3 separate regions of the Homo sapiens genome follow, and all the other regions are linked to region 2. A link is a contact called in ENCODE Hi-C data. All regions are on one chromosome and are shown on one strand. Each heading gives the region's core, a stretch centred on a gene start or an enhancer-like site at or near the end of the contact. The rest is flanking DNA. Distances are from core to core; before and after follow the strand shown. Region 1 overlaps LOC124900647 (nascent polypeptide-associated complex subunit alpha, muscle-specific form-like). Region 2 holds the start of DGKQ (diacylglycerol kinase theta). Region 3 holds the start of SPON2 (spondin 2).

What was found. Hi-C counts contacts between places; a loop is a spot of excess contacts on that map. Pooled maps may share reads with other maps.
Region 1: a loop to region 2 is called in a map of endothelial cell of hepatic sinusoid, with 6 times the contacts of the local background. The contact joins the enhancer-like site here to the promoter of DGKQ in region 2. A Hi-C loop is called at or near these places in 1 of 168 maps with a recorded cell type or tissue (endothelial cell of hepatic sinusoid) and 5 of 50 pooled maps.
Region 3: a loop to region 2 is called in a pooled map, with 2.8 times the contacts of the local background. The contact joins the promoter of SPON2 here to the promoter of DGKQ in region 2. A Hi-C loop is called at or near these places in 5 of 50 pooled maps.

The regions. Positions count from the first base shown.
Region 1 is chr4:1,152,745-1,155,612 of GRCh38, reverse strand. The region is part of intron 1 of LOC124900647 (nascent polypeptide-associated complex subunit alpha, muscle-specific form-like); the gene reads right to left. LOC124900837 (hornerin-like) reads right to left here. Exons shown (of 2, transcript XM_047416541.1): 2 at 1,913-2,868. Among named protein-coding and RNA genes, the nearest start is that of SPON2, 18 kb to the left of the region's middle. Within about 2 kb of position 1,285, at least 4 of the 41 ENCODE cell types and tissues checked have a DNase peak (open chromatin) inside an H3K27ac peak, as active enhancers do.
Region 2 is chr4:972,157-974,992 of GRCh38, reverse strand. It overlaps DGKQ (diacylglycerol kinase theta), which reads left to right and starts at 1,424. Exons shown (of 23, transcript NM_001347.4): 1 at 1,424-1,781. The coding sequence starts at 1,511. RefSeq lists silencers at 1,156-1,495, 1,596-2,045 and an enhancer at 2,280-2,836.
Region 3 is chr4:1,171,153-1,174,087 of GRCh38, reverse strand. It overlaps SPON2 (spondin 2), which reads left to right and starts at 1,505. Exons shown (of 6, transcript NM_012445.4): 1 at 1,505-1,544; 2 at 2,014-2,236; 3 at 2,602-2,825; 4 at 2,898-2,935. The coding sequence starts at 2,017. The region is part of intron 1 of LOC124900647 (nascent polypeptide-associated complex subunit alpha, muscle-specific form-like); the gene reads right to left. RefSeq lists enhancers at 892-1,609, 1,610-2,325.

The sequences.
Region 1 (2,868 bases), core at 36-2,535, 180 kb before region 2:
ACGGTTTTGTTTTTTTTAGCTGTGTGAGGAAGTAGAGAAGTGGAGCTAGCCTATCTGGCAACCCCTCAAGATGTCAGGCTATGAAATAACACTGGCAAACACTTACACAGAGTGTACTGTGTGCCAGGGACTGTTCTTAGCACTTTACACAGAGAGTATCATTTGGTCTTTACAGCCACCGTATAAAGTGGGCTCTTTATTCTCTCAGATGAGGAAACTGAGGCAGAGAACAACTAAGGAACTTGCCTAGGATCGCACAGGAGGTAAGGGGCAGAGGAGGGACACCCAGACAGTGTGGCCCCAGAGTCTAGGCTTGTCAACATTGTGCTTCAGAACATCTCTAAAGGAAAACATTGGCTGTTTGGGAGACTGAGGCAGAGGGAACAGACCAGTGGGAAGGGAGAGAGGTCTCTGAGGAGGAAGGAAAAGGTGGGCTCTGAAACTGGAGCTGGGTTTAGGTAGGAGGAAGGGCAGGTCGTGGATGAAGACAGCTGCAGGTGCGTGCCTGGTCACCCTTGCCACACGCTTGGAATCCAGCCAGAGCTCCACCTGGCACCAGAAAAGCAACAGCTACACCCTTCACCAAATGCCCACTATGCACCAGACCAGGGCTGAGAAGCCCACACCGCCTGTGTCATCTAATCCCTGCGACAATGCACTGCCCCTGCCTTATGGGTGACGGCCCGGAGGTCCGTCGATCTGTCCACACTCACGTCACTGAGAAGCAGTGTAGTCAGACAGCCCAGGCCCTCGGCTGCCAGCACTTGCTCCAAACCACACGATGCATTCTTTCCATCTTCCCACTTCTTTCCAGAGTGCTCAAAAGGGCTCGCTGAAGCATTCTCATGATGGTGCACTCACATACAAAAAACAAGCGTGTGCAAAAATGTGAGCACGTGAGCTTTGCAGCCGAGCTAGCTGTTCTCTGCCACTGTCAAATGCCCGGTCCCCGTGATGCAGTCCTGCAGTGATTAGTCACATAAGACGTTGCACTGGGGGCGTTGACGAATGGGTCACAGGACCTCTGCACTATTTTTGTAACTTTTTGTTAGTCTACAGACATTTTTAAATAAAAGGTTTAAAGAGAAAACACCGGATGTCGCAGCTGAAAAGACCTAATGGATCACTAAGTGATTTTCACTCCTTTTTTAAATGAGGAAACAGACTTAGTCTCTTCAGGGCACGCGCTCTTCCTAGTCCAGGTGGTTCCACTTTAGCCAGGTTCCCTTCCTCCCACCCACAGGTCCACACCCACCTCCCCCGCACCCAGACTCCTCCCAACCCAGCCTTCCCCCGGCACCCGGCCTCCCCCAACACACCCAAACTCCCTCCCACACACCCAGCTCTCCCCCACCCACCCAGACTCCCTTCACACACCCAGACTCCTCTCACACACCCAGCCTCCCCCAACATACCCAGACTCCCCCCAGACACCCAAACTCACCCCTTACACCCAGCCACACCCCCCCACACCTAGCCTCCCCACCGCACCCAGCCTCCCCTCGACATGCCTAGCCTCACCCCCACACCCAGCCTCCCTCCCCTCCTGCCTACACCTGCCTCCCCATCTCTCATTTCTCATACTCCATGACACCATCTTCATTAGAAGCTTCTTCACTCCATCAGAATGCTTCAACATCTTTTCAGTGGCGGATCAGAAAGAACTCTGCATCATCAGCTTGGAAAGGCCCCAAATTCTTACGCCTTTTTATCTTGTTCGTCGGATTTGCTGCAAGTATCTGCCCAGTGTCAGCGCCACGTGTCACTTCTCACAAAAATCAATTTTACAAAATTAGCCAGTGAAATACAAACACCCACTAACCAGTGGCACTTGCAACGGATCCATTTCAAAGAAAGTATTATCAGAAGTGGCTCAAGCAACAGAAATGCAAATGTTAACATTTCTTTTATGTTTTGGTTTTCCATTTTCAACTGCCTTTTATTTCCACGCAGGGGAACGTGAGGAGAAATGCCTAATAGAAGACATTCCAAGCGACACACTGGTAACAGGTAAGTAAAATGTGCTCGGTTAAATGTTGAACTCCAGAAGTGGTTTTACAGAATTCTGCCATCCTCTACGTCCATATTACTTGGCAGTGAACATAATGCTGCATGGTTTTCTCTTGATCATTTATCAAGTTATTCAAACCTAACAGCCTTAAGAGTGAATGGTAAAATTCATAAAACAGGAAATCTGGACAGTGTTCCCTGGAATCCAAGCTTGATTTGTTTTCCAGTTGTCAATGTTCCTCAGTAAAAGCATCTTGGATGCCATTTCTCACTCTAATAGTGGTTGAACATTCAAAACGTACGTGAGGTCTTTAGACTGTGCAGCAAGACAGGAGCACAAGTCGCACGTCCTCTGTGCCCTGACCTCCTGGTGTCCACAGAGCCATGGGGAGAAGGCATCGTGGTGGGTGTGCAAGTGCAGATCGGAGACTGTTTTCCAAGCAAACGGCTAGTAAAAGCTGCTAACACCATGGTGAGTTCCACACGTTTCCCACACTGCCACCAAGCACAGCCCCACACAGCTGAGCTTCACCTGCCTTCTGAGAAAGAAACAAGTACCTGTGGTGTCAGAACGGTGTAGAAAATCCAGAATATGCTTAACATTTAGGCCACAATCAACATCAAATTCCCGGGTTTTAATGCAAAAAAAAAAAAAAAAAAAAAAGGAGGGGGAGTAGGAAGAAGAGAATCTAGTGATATTCCTCACAAGTGCTGATTACGTATTTTATATCCCATTCAATCTTACAATGAATACTGTTGAATCCTCTTTTCAATTTATCTTGGTCATTACCTTTGAGTGTGCTATTGCAAAAAGTAATGACCCATCCTGCGAAAGATTAAGTAAATGCATCAAGCATG
Region 2 (2,836 bases), core at 175-2,674:
TCCTAGCTCTCCCAGGGCCCAGGCACAGGGGGTCTTGGGGCCTGGCTGAGGGCAGGCTCGGGGTGGGGTCTGGCACAGGAGACAGGGAATGCAGGGGTGGTGACTCCGGGCCTCCCAGCATAGGTGGGCATCAGGAAAGGATTTCTGCGGAGCACCCTGCCACAGGGCCTCTGCTCCGGCTTTCCGCCTGGACGCCTTCCTGCTGCCCCCAGGCAGCCCTCATTCTTCAGGGTGCTGTCTGTCCCAGAGCGCAGCTCCTGGAGGGTGAAGGTTCCCTGAAGCTTTGGCTGCATTCCCTTTACCCTGGGGTCCACCCAGGGTCCTACCCCAGCAGCTCAACCAGCAGCTTCTGGACAAACAGAATCCTCCCTGGTTGAGGACTGCGTCTCCCCCCTCACCATCTCAGGGGCCTGCTCCTCCCTCCTCAGACTGGGTCCCCGGCTCACCCTCCATTCCTGGAATCCCCTGTGGTCTGGGTGCCCTCACCAGCACAGCCCCTAGGACAGGTCTCCCGGCTCCTTCCCTCCAGAGTCCACAGCCCCCAGCCCCTTTCAGGCGTCTCCCCACAGGCCCTTCCCTGCTCTTCCTGCCCCCTGAGACCGCCTGCTGCGATGGCCCTGGAGCCCTGCCCTCTGCAGGTCCCCGCTCGGTGGCCCGGGGTGGGGTCCCCCGCTTCGCAGACTCCTATCCACAGTTAGGCCCACGGGGGCAAGGACCCAGACTGCTGCCAGCGGCGGGGAGGGGTGACCCGCGTGGACGCGGCTCTCAAAGGACACCAGCGCCACCTGAACAAGACCCGTGGCGCGCACGAGGCAGGAGAGCTGGGCGCTCGGCGTGAGGCCCGGGTGGGGGTCGCGAGCGGACAGCCCCGGGCCGCAGGCGGGTCCCCCGTTGCAGTGAGGACAGCGGTCGGGCGCCGGGGGTCCTGGGCCTCGGGCAGGGCCAAGTCTGCGCGTGCGAAGACCCCACGGACGGAGCCGCCCAAGCACCGCAAACCCCGCTTTCCGGGACCCACTGTGGGAGGCCCGCAGCGCTGCCCCTCGCCGGGGGCGTCCTGCGCGGCCGGGGGCCTCGGACAGCATCCGCGTCTCGCGTGGGAGGCGCCTGTCTGCGCAGCCGCGGGCCGGGACCCCGCAGGTACAACGCCGCGCGTGCGGCGTCCGGAGAAGTCTGGCCCGGCTGCGGTCAAACCGAGCCCACGTGGACCAGTTCCCCACGGCTGGTTCGCGAGCGGCCTCCGCGCACAGGCCCCGCCCCTTAGCAGGCCCCGCCCCGCCCGATCACAGGGCCCGCCCCCAGCCCCGCTCATCGACGGGGCACGGCTGCGACCCTTAGCAGGCCCCGCCCCGCCAGCCCCCAGATCCGCCCACCAGCAGCGCCCCGCCCCGCCCCGCGGCCCGCGCCTGCGCAGTGGGGCAGGCGCAGTCGGAAGCAGTGTACCGGGCCGTGGAGCGGCGGCTCCTGTACCCCCGGCGCGGACCTAAAGGGGCTCGGGCCGCTCGGGCCGGGAATGGCGGCGGCGGCCGAGCCCGGGGCCCGCGCCTGGCTGGGCGGCGGCTCCCCGCGCCCCGGCAGCCCGGCCTGCAGCCCCGTGCTGGGCTCAGGAGGCCGCGCGCGCCCGGGGCCGGGGCCGGGGCCGGGACCCGAGCGGGCGGGCGTCAGAGCCCCGGGCCCCGCTGCCGCGCCGGGACACAGCTTCCGGAAGGTGACGCTCACCAAGCCCACCTTCTGCCACCTCTGCTCCGACTTCATCTGGGGGCTGGCCGGCTTCCTGTGCGACGGTGAGCGCCCGGGCCCGATGCCTACCCGGCTGCAGCCCTGCCTCTGCCCCGTGGGCGGGAGCCTGAGCGGAGGTGGCACCGGCGCTTTCGGGGGAGTGGAGGGCGGGGTCCCAGCCCTGCTCGCGGGACGTGCCTTCGTGGGGCGGCCGGGGCCTGTGCGCCGTGGGGCCGCTCCAGGCTGCGGGCTTCCTCACCTGGGAGGTGCGGACAGCATCTCCATAGTGCCGCGCGATGGCTGCGACCCAGGGGCTGTGCCTGATGCGAGCGGGACCTCAGCTGGGGTCCCCATGGCCGGCTTCCTCTCCCAGTGGCTGGGGCAGCAGGTGTGGCTAAGCAGGGCTGGCCTGGGCCCCTGGCCCTAGCCCTTCTCATGCTGTGGCCCAGAGTCCCAGCCTCCTGGAGAGCCAGGCCGGGCCCTGCCGTCCCGGTGCGCGTGTCCCAGCCCTGCTCCACCCAGCTGCCCAGCTCTTGCTGGGGTGAGGACAGCCCTTCCCTGTTCTGGGCCCGGGTGCTCCCAGGGCTGGCTCTCATCTTCCCCCGCGGCAAGCAGGCGGGCCCCGGGGACTACAGCCCAGCCTCTGGAGGGAGCGAGGGACAGGGGGACCACAGCCCAGCCTCTGGAGGGAGCGAGGGACAGGGGGACCACAGCCCAGCCTCTGGAGGGAGCGAGGGACAGGACCGGAGTTCTGGACGTTTGACACTTACTGTGTCCTGGCCAGGGACGCTGAGGTGGGAGGGGCTATCCTTAGCCTCAGGCCTTTCTCTGGGGATAGGGGTCCACTCAGGTCAGGGTCCGCAGAGGAGACTGTCCCCTCACACGGGGATGTCGTCTGTGGTGGAAACGGCATGGTTGTTCTGACCCCCAGGGCTGCACAAGGTGGCCTGGCCCGCCAGCTTCTTTGTCACGTCAGAGCATGGCACAGCCATGCCTGCTGCCTGGGGATGCCAGGGGCTTCCCCAGAGGTGGGGAGTGTGCATGTGTGGCTGAGGCAGCTCCCGACTTGAGGCCAGACTCCGGGTCCCCTCCCCCTTCGGAGGGGGCAAAAGGGCCCTCC
Region 3 (2,935 bases), core at 256-2,755, 200 kb before region 2:
GTTGAGACCACAGGCGCACTCCACCACACCCAGCTAATTTTTGTATGTTTTGTAGAGATGAGGTCTCCCTGTGTTGCCAAGGCTGGTATCAAACTCTGGGCTCAAGTGATCCTCCCGCCTCGGCCTCCCAAAGTGCTGGGATTACAGGCATGAGCCACTGCGCCTGGCCCTCAGTGACCTTTAAGAGTATGAAGGAGTCCTCAGATAAAAACATTTGAGAAGCACGGAGGTGGAAATTTGTCTTTGGCCTGGGGGCCTGGAGTCTAAATACTGCATTGAGTGGCTGATCTGTGGTTTTCGCTTAAAATACAGGTTAGATCATTTGTTTCTGTTTGCATTCTGTCCTAGTTGCTTCTATTTATTTTTTCTCTCTTTTTGAATCTGTGAAACATTAACAGGGTTCCAAACATCAGAGTGTTTTGTCTAAGCTTAAAAGCCCTCTGGGTGATTCCGATGAGCAGAGGCCGGGAAGGATTGAGCAAGACCATTCCCGAGCTCCTTCCTCCGCTCTGTTTCCAGATCCCATGACTGGGGACCTATAAATATTTTCCTGACATGGAGCAGGATCAACTTCAGCATCTGTTAGCTTCATCCCAAAGGCAGGGAAGCCTAGAGCCCCTGGGAGGGCTCTGCACCGCACACACCGCCGGCCTGCAGCCCCAGCCCTGTGCGGGGTCCTGGGGAGGGGGGCCCCCTTTCTGTGGCTCTTCCTGACTCCCTGCGCGTTCCACCCCAGACCCTCAGCCCACTCTGACCTCCCTCCAGGAGGGATGGCTTGCAAATGCCCTCTGGCCACAGTGCAGACCGCTAGGCTGTTCTGTGCAGCTTTAGGCCATGCCAGGAAAGAGACTTAAAGCCAGGGCCCCAAAGGCCAGGGATGCCTGCGCCGGGAGCCAGGAGCTTCCCCAGCCACTTCCAGCATGTAGACTGAAGTCAGGCCACGCACAGGGCTCTCCAGGTCACACCCTGCGCAAGAAGGTGTAGCACGCTGGCTCTAATTTCGAGAAGGTGAAAACAAGAGCCCCTCTGCCCCCACGCCCTGAGCTTTCCCGAAAGGCTTGGGGCAAAGAACTCCCCTCAGTGGCACCTAGGGAGGCACCAGGAAGGCGCTTGTTGGAACGGGAGAGAAACGGGGAGAGGGAGGAGGACAGGGGGGAGGGGAGGAGGGGAGGGGAGGAGGGGAGGGGAGGAGGGGAGGGGAGGGGAAGGGAGGGGACAGGGAGGGGAGGGGAGGGATAGGACAGACAGACAAAGAAAGGGGTGCGGCAGCACTGCCAGGGGAAGAGGGTGATCCGACCCGGGGAAGGTCGCTGGGCAGGGCGAGTTGGGAAAGCGGCAGCCCCCGCCGCCCCCGCAGCCCCTTCTCCTCCTTTCTCCCACGTCCTATCTGCCTCTCGCTGGAGGCCAGGCCGTGCAGCATCGAAGACAGGAGGAACTGGAGCCTCATTGGCCGGCCCGGGGCGCCGGCCTCGGGCTTAAATAGGAGCTCCGGGCTCTGGCTGGGACCCGACCGCTGCCGGCCGCGCTCCCGCTGCTCCTGCCGGGTGAGTACTGCGTGCCCCCGGGACACCCAGAGAGGGCCCGGGCCTCCTGCACTTTCCCCGCGGCCCAGAACCTTGTGGCACCTCCAGAGGGACCCCCAGGACTGGCTGCGACCGAGCTTTAAGGGTCTAGTCCCGGGGGCAGCCAGTCGGCCAAGGCCCCGGGTCCCTGCGACGGCGAAGGCATCCCGGAGGCCGCACCCAGACCGGCCCGGCAAGCTGCAGGGACTCGGACTGAAAACCTGCCCGTTACCCCTGGTCGCTCGCAGGCGCACGGGCGATCTAACCCCGCGCCGTCCATTCCGCTGATGGGGGTCTCGGAAGCACCGCAGGAGAGCTTTGCGGAGCAGGGAGGGGGTCGCGGGTGCTCGGGGCCGTCCTCAGAGCCCAAAGTGCCGCAGCCCTCTCGGCTTTCCACCCCGAGGCTGCCACGACGGTGCCAGCGCGCGGCTGCTCCCCTCTGTGCTCCCAGGTGATGGAAAACCCCAGCCCGGCCGCCGCCCTGGGCAAGGCCCTCTGCGCTCTCCTCCTGGCCACTCTCGGCGCCGCCGGCCAGCCTCTTGGGGGAGAGTCCATCTGTTCCGCCAGAGCCCTGGCCAAATACAGCATCACCTTCACGGGCAAGTGGAGCCAGACGGCCTTCCCCAAGCAGTACCCCCTGTTCCGCCCCCCTGCGCAGTGGTCTTCGCTGCTGGGTAAGTACAGCCCCCTCCTCGCCTCCTGCTCCACCAGGAGGGCTGCGGCGCCGGAGCCCCCCGCACAGCTGCACGGCGGCGCTTCCCAGTCTGGGGCGTGCTGACGTCGGGAGACTCTAACACCAGAATGTTTGCCGAGCGCCTGCGGTGTGCGGTTCCGGGGATGCGGTGGGGGCAGGGGGCGCTCACGGGGAGGGCGCAGGTGGGTCGCGGCAGGGGCAGCCACAGGGTGTCACGGTCCGACGTGACTGGGGGCCATGGTTCCCTGCGGGCGGCGGGGAGGGATTTCCTGGGGCGCCCCCTGGAATCCAAGCCCGACCGCAGTGTCTGACCATGGTCCGCGGCGCGGCCGGGTGGTCCTGCAGGGGCCGCGCATAGCTCCGACTACAGCATGTGGAGGAAGAACCAGTACGTCAGTAACGGGCTGCGCGACTTTGCGGAGCGCGGCGAGGCCTGGGCGCTGATGAAGGAGATCGAGGCGGCGGGGGAGGCGCTGCAGAGCGTGCACGCGGTGTTTTCGGCGCCCGCCGTCCCCAGCGGCACCGGGCAGACGTCGGCGGAGCTGGAGGTGCAGCGCAGGCACTCGCTGGTGAGCGCGGGGCCGGCCGGGGGCGGGGTCCGGGGGGCCGGGGCCAGGCGCGCTGAGCCGCTGTCGCCGCAGGTCTCGTTTGTGGTGCGCATCGTGCCCAGCCCCGACTG